Linked DNA regions of Homo sapiens: region 2 is linked to region 1. Evidence: read pairs that join two places in POLR2A ChIA-PET (ENCODE). Cell type or tissue: Caco-2. All regions are shown on one strand. Each heading gives the region's core, and the rest is flanking DNA. Links, peaks and the distances in the headings are about the cores only. Region 1 overlaps LINC01508 (long intergenic non-protein coding RNA 1508). Region 2 overlaps LINC01501 (long intergenic non-protein coding RNA 1501).

The links. ChIA-PET counts read pairs that join two places held together with the same protein. Peaks named below come from ENCODE experiments on the same cell type or tissue, not always from the same donor. Only the 100,000 strongest peaks of a DNase experiment are listed, where the experiment ranks them.
Region 2: POLR2A ChIA-PET joins it to region 1 with 6 read pairs; 2 of 35 experiments call an interaction of 5 or more read pairs at or near these places.

The regions. Positions count from the first base shown.
Region 1 is chr9:90,421,662-90,427,048 of GRCh38, forward strand. The region is part of intron 1 of LINC01508 (long intergenic non-protein coding RNA 1508); the gene reads right to left. Among named protein-coding and RNA genes, the nearest start is that of LINC01508, 9.1 kb to the right of the region's middle. In Caco-2, for the core only: no CTCF peak of the experiment used is centred there; a DNase peak (open chromatin) is centred at 2,190; H3K4me3 peaks cover 613 bases.
Region 2 is chr9:90,492,610-90,497,996 of GRCh38, forward strand. All of the region lies in intron 5 of LINC01501 (long intergenic non-protein coding RNA 1501), which reads right to left. Among named protein-coding and RNA genes, the nearest start is that of LINC01508, 62 kb to the left of the region's middle. In Caco-2, for the core only: no CTCF peak of the experiment used is centred there; no DNase peak of the experiment used is centred there.

The sequences.
Region 1 (5,387 bases), core at 106-5,105:
TCTGAAAGGGTGTATAATTTTTAGCCAATGCTGGGAGCTTATGGGTCTCAAAGTGCAGCAGGGTCCTCTGGCCAGTGGTCGTGCATTTTGCCATAGGGTCTAATTGGCAAATGGGGAGTTGGGAAGGATGTTACCAAGACCTGTAACTCAAGTGGTAAAGTGGGGCTCACGGGGAAGGTGGCCTTGGTGGCCAGTTGAAGGGTCTCTAGGAAACTGGGTTGGTGGGGGCTCCACTCAAAGGTAGACGGGTCCCATCAAGAGCTCTGCATGGGTGTGCAAGAGTGCCAATGCCAGATGGTCTCAGTAATCACTGGGCTTTGTTTCTATTTGTCAAGGCAGAGAGGGCCAAATGCTTGGCAGTCATCTCTTCTGGAACGAGGCACTGTGTTCCTTAATCATTTTTCCTTGCAGGAATTTTACTTGGGTATTAGGTTCTTGCTTTTTGTCTGTGTTAATGGATCAGCATGTAAACTCCTATCTCCTAGTGGCACTCTTCTGTCTAGTACTCAGGAAAAATTTTTCTTTCTGGACCTGCATTTTCAGAAAACAGAGTGAAAAATAAGTGTCAAGGGAATGACAAGGTGTATCAGCCATCTCAATGAAATGCTGTTATGTCTGATCATTTCCTGGTCCACTGTGCTGTGCATGATGTCCGAGGCACATCTAGGCATACCTTTTGTCCTCAGCATTTCAAACTCTTAGTAGTTCACCCTTTATGAGCAAATAGCAGGTCCACTGACCACCAAGGAAGCACTGTGGGGTGTTCAGATCTGTACCCGCCATTATTTCTGGTGTATTGCAATGCATCTGGTAGGAGGAAATACCGTAAATTTGGTCCAAATTGCACATAGTTGGCAGGCACTCTTCATTATTCATATTTGGGGTCGTGTTGTGCCTGTTTCCTGCTTTTTGAACTATGTCTCCTCTGCTTTTATACTTTCTGTTTGTTATTTGTTGCTTTCCAGACGTAGGGTAGATGAATCTTTTCTACTCCTCCATCTTAAATAAACCTTCAAAACATCACATATTTTAAACTTGGAAATATAATAATTACCTCAAAAGAAATGTTCAGACATTTCTTTTTAAAAGATACACCAAAATATTTTGGTTTATCTTTTTTGAACATTTCTCTGATAAAGATGCAAATGAAATTATTTTTGCAAAGAAAATTGCTTAATTTACTCTTTGTAGAGATCTATGAATTTAAAATTCATAAATTACAAAATTCATAGATTTCATAGATTCATTTATAGAATTTCATTCATAGATTCATATGAATGCATAGATTCATTCATAGAATTCATAGATTAATTATGAAATTTATATTATAAAATTCATAGATTCATTATGATTTCACAGAGAATCATAATTGTGGTAAAGATTTATCAAGTAATTATGGGTAAGTCTAGTATTGTTTATTTAATGCAATGCTTGAGTTACCAGAATAAGTATTAATTTTCAATTCAAACATTTTTCATGTAGCTTGTTTTCCAAAGTGAAATATGAGTGGTGCTACTTTAAATGAATAGGGACAGAAATACTAAGTTTTAGATGCAGGATTACTTGATGTCCATTACTTTATAAACGACAACAGCCCTAGAAAGTACTCTTGTCCACATGGTACACACAAGGAAATTGAGAGTCAAAGCGCTTAAGACACTTGGCCAATCTCACATGAACAGTAGACAGACAAATTGAAAGAAACCATCATCCCTGCTCGGAGTCCTTATAATAGCCTCCTAACTGGTCTCCCCTCTCCACTCTGTCTCACCTCTGCCACTTTGTTCTCCATCCAGCACTGAGCTTGCTATTAAAAACTTGTCATGTTGTGCTGAGAGAGTTGACTGTTGGGAGACAATTCCACGGATCACTTTTGTTTCTGCAAAGATTGGGCCTTCTGAGCAAAGACATGTTTAAATAGTAGACAGCTTTGGAAGCTAGAGGTGGTGTATCCCTGTACAGAAATTTTAAGAACCTACCACCACAGAGACATCCACGGTAGTAAAGATAAAGCTCTCTTCTTTTCCTCCCGGAGATACCCGCTTACATTCCAGGGTAGTAAGTCATCTCTCTTCAGAGAGGAGGAAAGGCAAAAAAGCAAACATAGCAGCGCTATAAAAGCTCACAGTCACCTAACTGTGTGGTTCCTCTGCCATGATGCCCCGTTAGATCCCACCACCCATACAAGTTATGTGAGGTCCTCACTACACTCCTTGCAGAGCTTGGGGCATAGGAAACGGCAAGATGTTTCTGCAGCTGCTGACTTTGCTGTGAGTAATTAACGGTGCACGTCTTTGGTCAGCATACATGTAAAACATCGTGGCAGGTGAGTAGGGTCAAAGTTCAGATCCTTCACAGTTCCTGACTCAACACTCTCTTCTCTGCTTAAGCCTCCCACGGCCTTCCTACCCCATTCAAAGTAAATATGGAAGCCTTATGGCTCCCCCTTCCCCCTTCACTGCACACTCACACACATTAGCTCTTTTACTTTCTCTTCTACGTGCTTGCTTTGCTCCAGCAACACTAGTTTCTTTGCTAACCCTTAAACCTAACAGGCAGCCGCTTGCCTTGAGAGTGCATTTGCTGTTCCCTCTGCCTGAGCTTCTCCCCCGTGTATGTGCAGGGCTCCCTTTCGCCATTCCGACCTTTGTCTGAGCATCATGTTCACAACAAGTCTCTTCTGTGGCCAACTTTCACAACTGCAGCCACTCTCTCAATGCCCTTAGACTCCCACTGCTTTACTTTTACTCAACTTCACTTATTACATCTTTTACCTATTATCTCATTTTTGTCCACTTCCCCTATCAGAATGACAACTCCATAAAGACAAGACTTTTGTCTCATTATTTATTGCTGTGTGCATCATCTAAAATAATAACTGGCTCATAGCAGGGACTCAAGAAATATTTGTCAAATGAATGAATACATGTATAACTCTGAATCTACATTGTTTTCACTTCTACACTATCTCTAATTCTTTATTAATATCCTTTAATGGAAGAAAACTAACAATGTTTGGAGTGACAGCTACTTTAGATTTACCATTGAGAAAAGAAAATCATGAGTTGAAAAATGAAATAATACTAGCAAATATAATGAAGAAGAACTAAAAATAAAGTGCAATCCTTGAAAAATTGCTAATTTCAGAAACAACTCAAAACCCATCCACAAGCACACTTGTTCTGGGCAGATAAGATGCTTTTAACCATCTTCATCTAGGAATTCCATCTTCTTGGGATCAACACACCTTTTTTTGCTAGACTATCAGGCAGCAATATTGAGTTCCAACATATGATTCTTAGTACTTCACTCCAAGCCAAGCTAATCAAGTAGCCTCAGTAGATGGCTGAAAAATTTGCTTTATTCACATTTTCTGGGCTGTGTCCAGAAACCCTTTTGTGTGTGCCCTTTCTTTTACAGGTGTGTTGTGAATTATCTGGAAATGATTCAGTTTTCAGAAGGAGCAACTGGCTAGGGTTCAAACTCTAGAGGTATGAACCAGTCAACATCTAGTAGTTTTCTGGTAGGTTCTGTGGTTTTTCTTAAAAAGATTAGGATGAGGAAACTTCAAAGAGAATTGATACTTCTTTGTAAGTTCTTGAGCAAGTCCTTAACCAATCTGGGCCCCAGCTTTCTCACACAAAAAACAGAGAGGGTAATATCTGGCTCAGAGGAGAGTCAAGAAAATTAAAGGAAATAAAGTATGGAAGTTGCATTTTGTTATACAGATTCAAAGATTCAATATGACAGAAATGGAGAGAGAAGAGATATATGTATATAAAATACAGAAGTCATTTTCTCATCCACAATGAGATACATTTCCCCAAGTCCCAGCTAAATCCTGGAAGTTTTATATAATCAGTGCGACAGGAGGTGATCTGTGGTAAAATTAGACACATCCCAGGAAGTGCTCCTAATCACAATTGAAGAAATAATAGGAACTACTCACGTGACTATCACTCTGCAGTCAGGCAGCACCTATTTGACTTGTGAAAATCTTGATCCACTGAATCTTAAATATAAATTCAAGTTGCTGAGGCTTTCCTTACAGGTGTTTGAAAGACCTAGATCCTGCTTTTTGGGGCAGTGGAGTCACACGAGCATTGCATGTATATATGTGTGAGTGTGTGTGTGTTCTCAACTCTCTGCCTCTCCATTTTCCCTCTATACTTAAACAAATACGGAGAAGAGAGCAATGTCATCATATGAATTAGTAGAGAACTCAGTCTTTTCTACAGATGAAACCATTTATTACATTTATTCTCTAACAAATAGATATATCAAACTGGAAAATCAATGTGAAATAAAAATGTAAAAGAAATGGTCTTTTCCAAGTCATTAACACAAAATATATTTTCCAAATATAGCAGCTGCAGCAAGGACAGCTCTCTACCCAATACCAGCTCTCATGAGCCCAGATATTGATCTCTAATCCTCTCCTCCCCTGGAAGAGATCAGGACTTCCTGATGGGTATTTATCTCATAATTCATAATTACATAATTCATGTAAAAATTTAAGATGTTTCCAGAAAATCTGGAGCTTCCACCCTTTAAGACTATTACTGGAAGAGCTGAAAGTAGACAGCCAAATTTGGACAATTTGAGGAAACATCAAAATAATAATAGTTAATGGCATATTAACTTATATTAATTAAATTGATGAGGCATGATCTCATAATGACAAAAGAGAACTATTGATTTAAAAACGTAAAGAGATACCTGACATGGTGGCTCACACCTGTAATCTCAGGACTTTGAGGTCAGGAATTCGAGACCAGCCTGGCCAACATGGTGAAACCCTGTCTGTACTAAAATACAAAAAAAAAAAAAAAATTAGCTGGTCATGGTAGCGGGTGCCTGTAATCCCAGCTACTCAGGAGTCTGAGGCAGGAGAATCACTTGAACCTGGGAGGCAGAGGTTGCAGTGGGCTATCGTACCACTGCACTCCAGCTTGGGTGACAGAGTAAGACTCTATCTTAAAAAAAAAAAGAAAAGAAAAGAAAAGAAAAAGGAAATAGATAATTATAATAAAAAAGATGAGTATGATAGACATTTTTAATTCATTATTGATTTTAGTAAGTTATAGAGTTATTTGTGCATGTGCGTTTTTGGTTGCATCTAGTTAGTATATGTCTGTGTGTAAGGAATTTATTTGTACTAGTTTCTATGTGAGCAAGAATAAGCAATGACTGAGAACTGTCAATTAACCAGGTAGCCCTGGGAAACAAACACCCAGCCAGAACATTTAGATCAGAGCAAAGAGTGGTACCAGTAAGGGTGCTTCACAAGAACCCATCTCAGTGGTCTCGTCCAGTAACCAAATGGGTTTCACCAGTAAATTCCAAAGGTAGAATTAACTACAACCCTCTAAGTCAGTGCCATCCAA
Region 2 (5,387 bases), core at 107-5,106, 71 kb after region 1:
GTTCATTTCCTTAGGCTTACTCTGGGCTTTCTGCAGGTGGATTCCAATTCACTGACTTCACACATATGTGCACACACATGAACACATATCAGCATAGGAACATTAAGATTCAGTTGCACTAATTTGAGAGGAAACATTTCTTCTTAAGGCAAATCTATTGACACGCTAAGGAGTGGTGTCACTTGTCATAAAGCATGCTTTTTGTTTCCCTCACAGTCCAGTTGATCACTTATATGCTCTAGGAAGAAGCAGTAGGAACTATAAACATAGGTTTATAGATATGTTTATCTTCTAGCTATCTTTATCCTCAGAGAGATGATTCCCAAAGTCTGGACCAAAGTATGGACCAAAACTATGGTGGGGCTATAGAGTACCTAACAGCTGTCCTCACAACCAAGTATGCACCAGCCATTATTGATACATGAAATAATGCTGTCTACCACATATATATAAGATTGAAGTATATCAGATTGCTAATATTCCATTCCTGTCCTATATAGATAGTAGTTTCATATGGTTTATCCTAACTCTAATGACACTCTTATACATATGCATTTATATAAATATATTATTTTTCAAATATATGAAAAAGCTATTGTGATTACATAAATGTACGTAATACCTCATTGAATTTATTGTTGCTTTTTAAAATCTTTATTGCTAGAGCAATTGAGTTAAAAGGGGACTAATCGAAGAGGGGTGATGGGGCAGGATGTTTTATCTTCCTATTGGTGCTGTAACAAATTATCACAAACTCAGTGGCTTAAAATGAAATAAATTTATTATATTTCTTATCGGTCAAGGTGTCAGCAGGGCTTTTGGAGATTCTAGGGCAGAAATGATTTTCACGCCTTTTCCTACTTCTAGGGTCCTCCTGTATTCCTGGGCTTGGGCCTCTTCCATATTCAAAGCCTCTCAAGTTCAATTCTTACTTTTGTTTCATTTTGCTTTATCTACATGGTAAAACCTTGGTCTCTACAACCTTTATTTTAACCCAGATATTCCTTTCTATTGATTCCAGGTCTTTAGATGAACTTTTTCAGCCAATTGCCAACCAGAAAATTTTTGAATCTACCTATGATCTGGAAACCCTTCTCCCCGCTTCAAGTTGTCTTGCCTTTCTGAGCAGAATCAATGTGCATCTCACTTGTATTGACTGATGTCTTATGTCTCGCTAAAATGTATAAACAAAACTGTAGCTCAATTACCTTGGGTACGTGTTCTCATTATCTCCTAGAGCTGTGTCACAGGCTATTGGTCCCTTATATTTGGCTCAGAAGAATTCTCTTCAAATATTTTTCAGAGTTTGACCCTTTTCATCTACAGTCTTAAAAGGCAAGCATTAGTGGCTGCGCAGAGCTGAGAAGATGACCCAGAAAGGCTCCCCATGCACCAGGAGTCAGAGACTCTGGATGGCTTTAGATGAGCCACCCAAGCACTGGGTCATAGCACACTTTCCCCGGGTACACATCAGCTCAGGTGTAAATATAGCAATGCAGATAGCGAGAGTGGTATGAAGCTGCCAATTTGCAAATGAGACTCTGAAGACAGACATGGGGACATCTCGGCATCTGTGCCTTGGAGGTAAATGAAAAGCTGAATGTCTGAAATCCCCTTGCATTTGGGAACACCGGCACTGGGAGGGGGCAGGAGGCTGAACCACTGAAGACTGCGTTGTCACTGTGGTCATGGGTAGGCTTCTCACAATTTCTAGGTTGCGGTCTTGGAAATAGCTGAGGTGACAAGGATGTAAGGACATAAAAGTGATTTGTGTCATCAGATTTGAGGCTGAGCTTCCACTGGAATATCTGTTAAATAGGAACAAAAATGCATGCATGCACAATTGTGATGAGTAATAAATGAGAAGACTGAGGTGAGGCAGGGTCTCATACCAGCAACTTGCAGGACAAATGCAGCCTGCACAGTGGATTTGGCTTGGAAGGTGAGATAAACATTCATTTTCAAGAAACACTATGGTCCCCAGGAGGCAGTACCCCATCTAGGACCCTCAGTTTTGTTTGTTGGATATGTCTAAACATCTGATATAAGAACCTTGATGAATTGACAGGCTCATTCAGCAAGTCATGGCCATGGTGTGAAGGGAGGTAATGAGAGAGTGTAAAATGAAGAAATAACACAGAAGAATTTTTTTTTTTTTTTTTTTACTTTGTCACCCAGGCTGGAGTGCAATGGTTCGATCCCAGCTCACTGCAACCTCTGCCTCCCAGGTTCAAGTGATTCTACTGCCTCAGCCACCTGAGTAGCTGGGATTACAGGCACCCATCATCATGCCCAGCTAATTTTTGTATTTTTAGTAGAGACAGGGTTTCACCACATTGGCCAGGCTGGTCTCAAACTCCTGACCTCATGTGATCCATCCGCCTCAGCCTCTCAAAGTGCTGGGATTAAAGGCATGAGCCACCATGCCCTGCCCAAGGAAGACTATTTCTTGCTAAAAATGATGTTCAATTTTTGTATCCAATCCGAATACATCTGGACAAATGTATATAGTTGTTACATGCTTTATATTTTGTCCATATTAGCCTATTATTAGTAAAAATGATCGGTTTAACTCTCAATTTAGGAACTTCTGCCTTTCTGAATCAGCAGTTTCTCCCCCTTAAACCTAAATCTAAAAATATTGGTCACTGCATGTGAGTGAACTAATACACAGGAAAAGTTGAGACAGGCGAGCACCCAGATTTTTCTTTAAATAAAACCATCACGCTTTGAGTTAGCCATGAGTTGATAACTGTTGAAGCTGGGTGATGTGTACATGGCAGCTCATTACATTCTGCTTTTGTGTGTGTGATTTCCATAATAAAATAATATGTGTCCTTTATTCTGCAAGATGGTGCACCTGGCACAATGAAGACCATGCACACCTACAGCTGAGACTTCAACATCAGACCGGCTTTTCTGGAAGCAAAGTCTATCTGTGAACTGGAACCTAAACCACATTTCAGAAATGTCACTGCTGGTGACTTTGAGAACTCATATGAACACAAAGTCATTGCCTCCAAAATAACTCTCTTCCATCTTTTGTGGTAATATTTGTCCTTCTGCGAACTGTTCATTTCAGAGACTCTTATCTCTTCTACATTGAGGAAGTCATAAATGATGCCTGTCCCTTCCATTGTTGATAAGACAGTTGACGAGAATGTGTGCAGGTACCTGGTTGTTGGATACTCATTAAGAGATAACTACTTGACTCCAATCTACACTATAAGGTCACAGTAACCAAAACAGCATGGTACTGGTAGAAAAACAGACACATAGACAAAAAGAACAGAATAGAGAACTCAGAAATAAGAGTGCACACCTACAACCATCTGATCTTCAACAAACCTGACAAAAACAAGCAATGGGGAAAGGATTCCCTATTTAATAAATGGTACTGGGAGAACTGGCAGCCATATGCAGAAAATTGAAACTGGATCCCTTCCTTATACCTTATACAAAACTTAACTCAAGATGGATTAAAGACTTAAATGTAAAACCCGAAACTATAAGAACTCTAAAAGAAAATCTAGACAATACCATTCAGGACATAGGCACAGGCAAAGATTTTGTGACAAAGCACCAAAAGAAATTGCAACAAAAGCAAAAATTGACCAATGGGATCTAACTAAACCAAAGAGCTTCTGCACAGCAAAAGAAACGACCATCAGAGTGAACAGACAACCTACAGAATGGAAGAACATTTTTGCAATCTATCCATCTGACAAAGGCCTAATATCCAGAGCCTACAAGGAATTTAAATTCACAAGAAAAAAACAAACAACCTCATTAAAAAGTGGGCAAAGGACATGAACAGACACTTCTCAAAATAAGACATTCATGTAGCCAACAAACATAAGAAAAAAAGCTCAACATCACTGATCATTAGAGAAATGCAAATCAAAACCACAATGAGATACCATCTCATGCCAGTAAGAACGGCAATTATTAAAAAATTCGAGAAACAGCAGATGCTGGCAAGGTTGCAGAAAAAAAGGAACACATCTACACCGTTGGTGGGAATGTAAATTAGTTCAACAATCGTGGAAGACAGTGTGGCAATTACTCAAAGATCTAGAAGCAGAAATACCATTTGATACAACAATCCCATTATTGAGTGTATACCCAAAGGAATATAAATCATTCTGTTGTAAAGATACATGCATGTGTATGTTCATTGCAGCACTATTCACAATAGCAAAGCCATGGAATCAATCCAAATGCCCATCAACAGTAGACTGGATAAAGAAAATGTGGTACATATACACCATGGAATGCTATGCAGCCAGAAAAAGGAACAAGATTGTGTCCTTTGCAGGGACGTAGGTGGTGCTGGAAGCCATTATCCTCAGCAAACTAATGCAGGAACAGAAAACCAAACAGCACATGTTCTCACTTATAAGTGAGAGCTGAACTATGAGAACACATGGACACAGGGAGGGGAACAACACACAGTGGGGCCTGTCAGGGGGTTGGGGAGAGGGAGAGCTTTAGGAAAAACAGCTAATGCATGCTGGGCTTAATACATGGGCAATAGGTTGATCTGTGCAGCAAATTACCATGGCACACATTTACATATGAACAAACCTTTACATCCTGCACATGTACCCCAGAACTTGAAATAAAAGTTGATAAAACAAACAAACAAAAAAGAAACCTGCACATGTACCCCTGAATCTAAAATAAAAGTTGAAAAAAAGAAAAAAGAAAATCCCATTCCAACTATAAGGCTGAAAGTCAACTGCACACATGAGAATAAAACTCAGCAAAATTCTCTGTCAGACTATTCTGTTTCCTCAATAATTTGTTCTTTTGGCCAATTGATTAAAATATTGTAACATCCTTGAAGACAATATTTTATTATAAACTTATTGGCAATTTTATAAAGAGAGGTGACTACCAGTTCTAGAGTTCTTATCATAACATAGGCACTTGCGCCTGGCCAGCCTCCAAGTCACAACCATTTTGTGGCACTGGTGTTATTCTACTTGAGGTTGTTTTTCTGTCAATTTTCAAGACATTCTCTTGCCTGCCAGCTTCTAATCATATTGACAATATATGACAGCTTCTTGGAAGCCTATTTCTGATTAAAATGTCCTTTAAAATTCACTGGATTTGGCAACAACTTTAAACCATTGGTTATCTGATATCCTGGACCATAGCTAGAGAAGCAGATGGTGTGGGACCCAGATGGAAGTGGATTTATTTTTCCAAGAAATACCCCTGAACTCAATGACTTTGAGTCAGTCTTTATTTCAAACTTTATTTCTACACAGTTCATCTTTCTTATTAAAAAAAAATGGATTTCAGAATGTGTAGATACAAGGATATTCCAGACAGAAATAACAAAGCTTTCAATGCAATATAAATTATTGATTCAAAAGTGG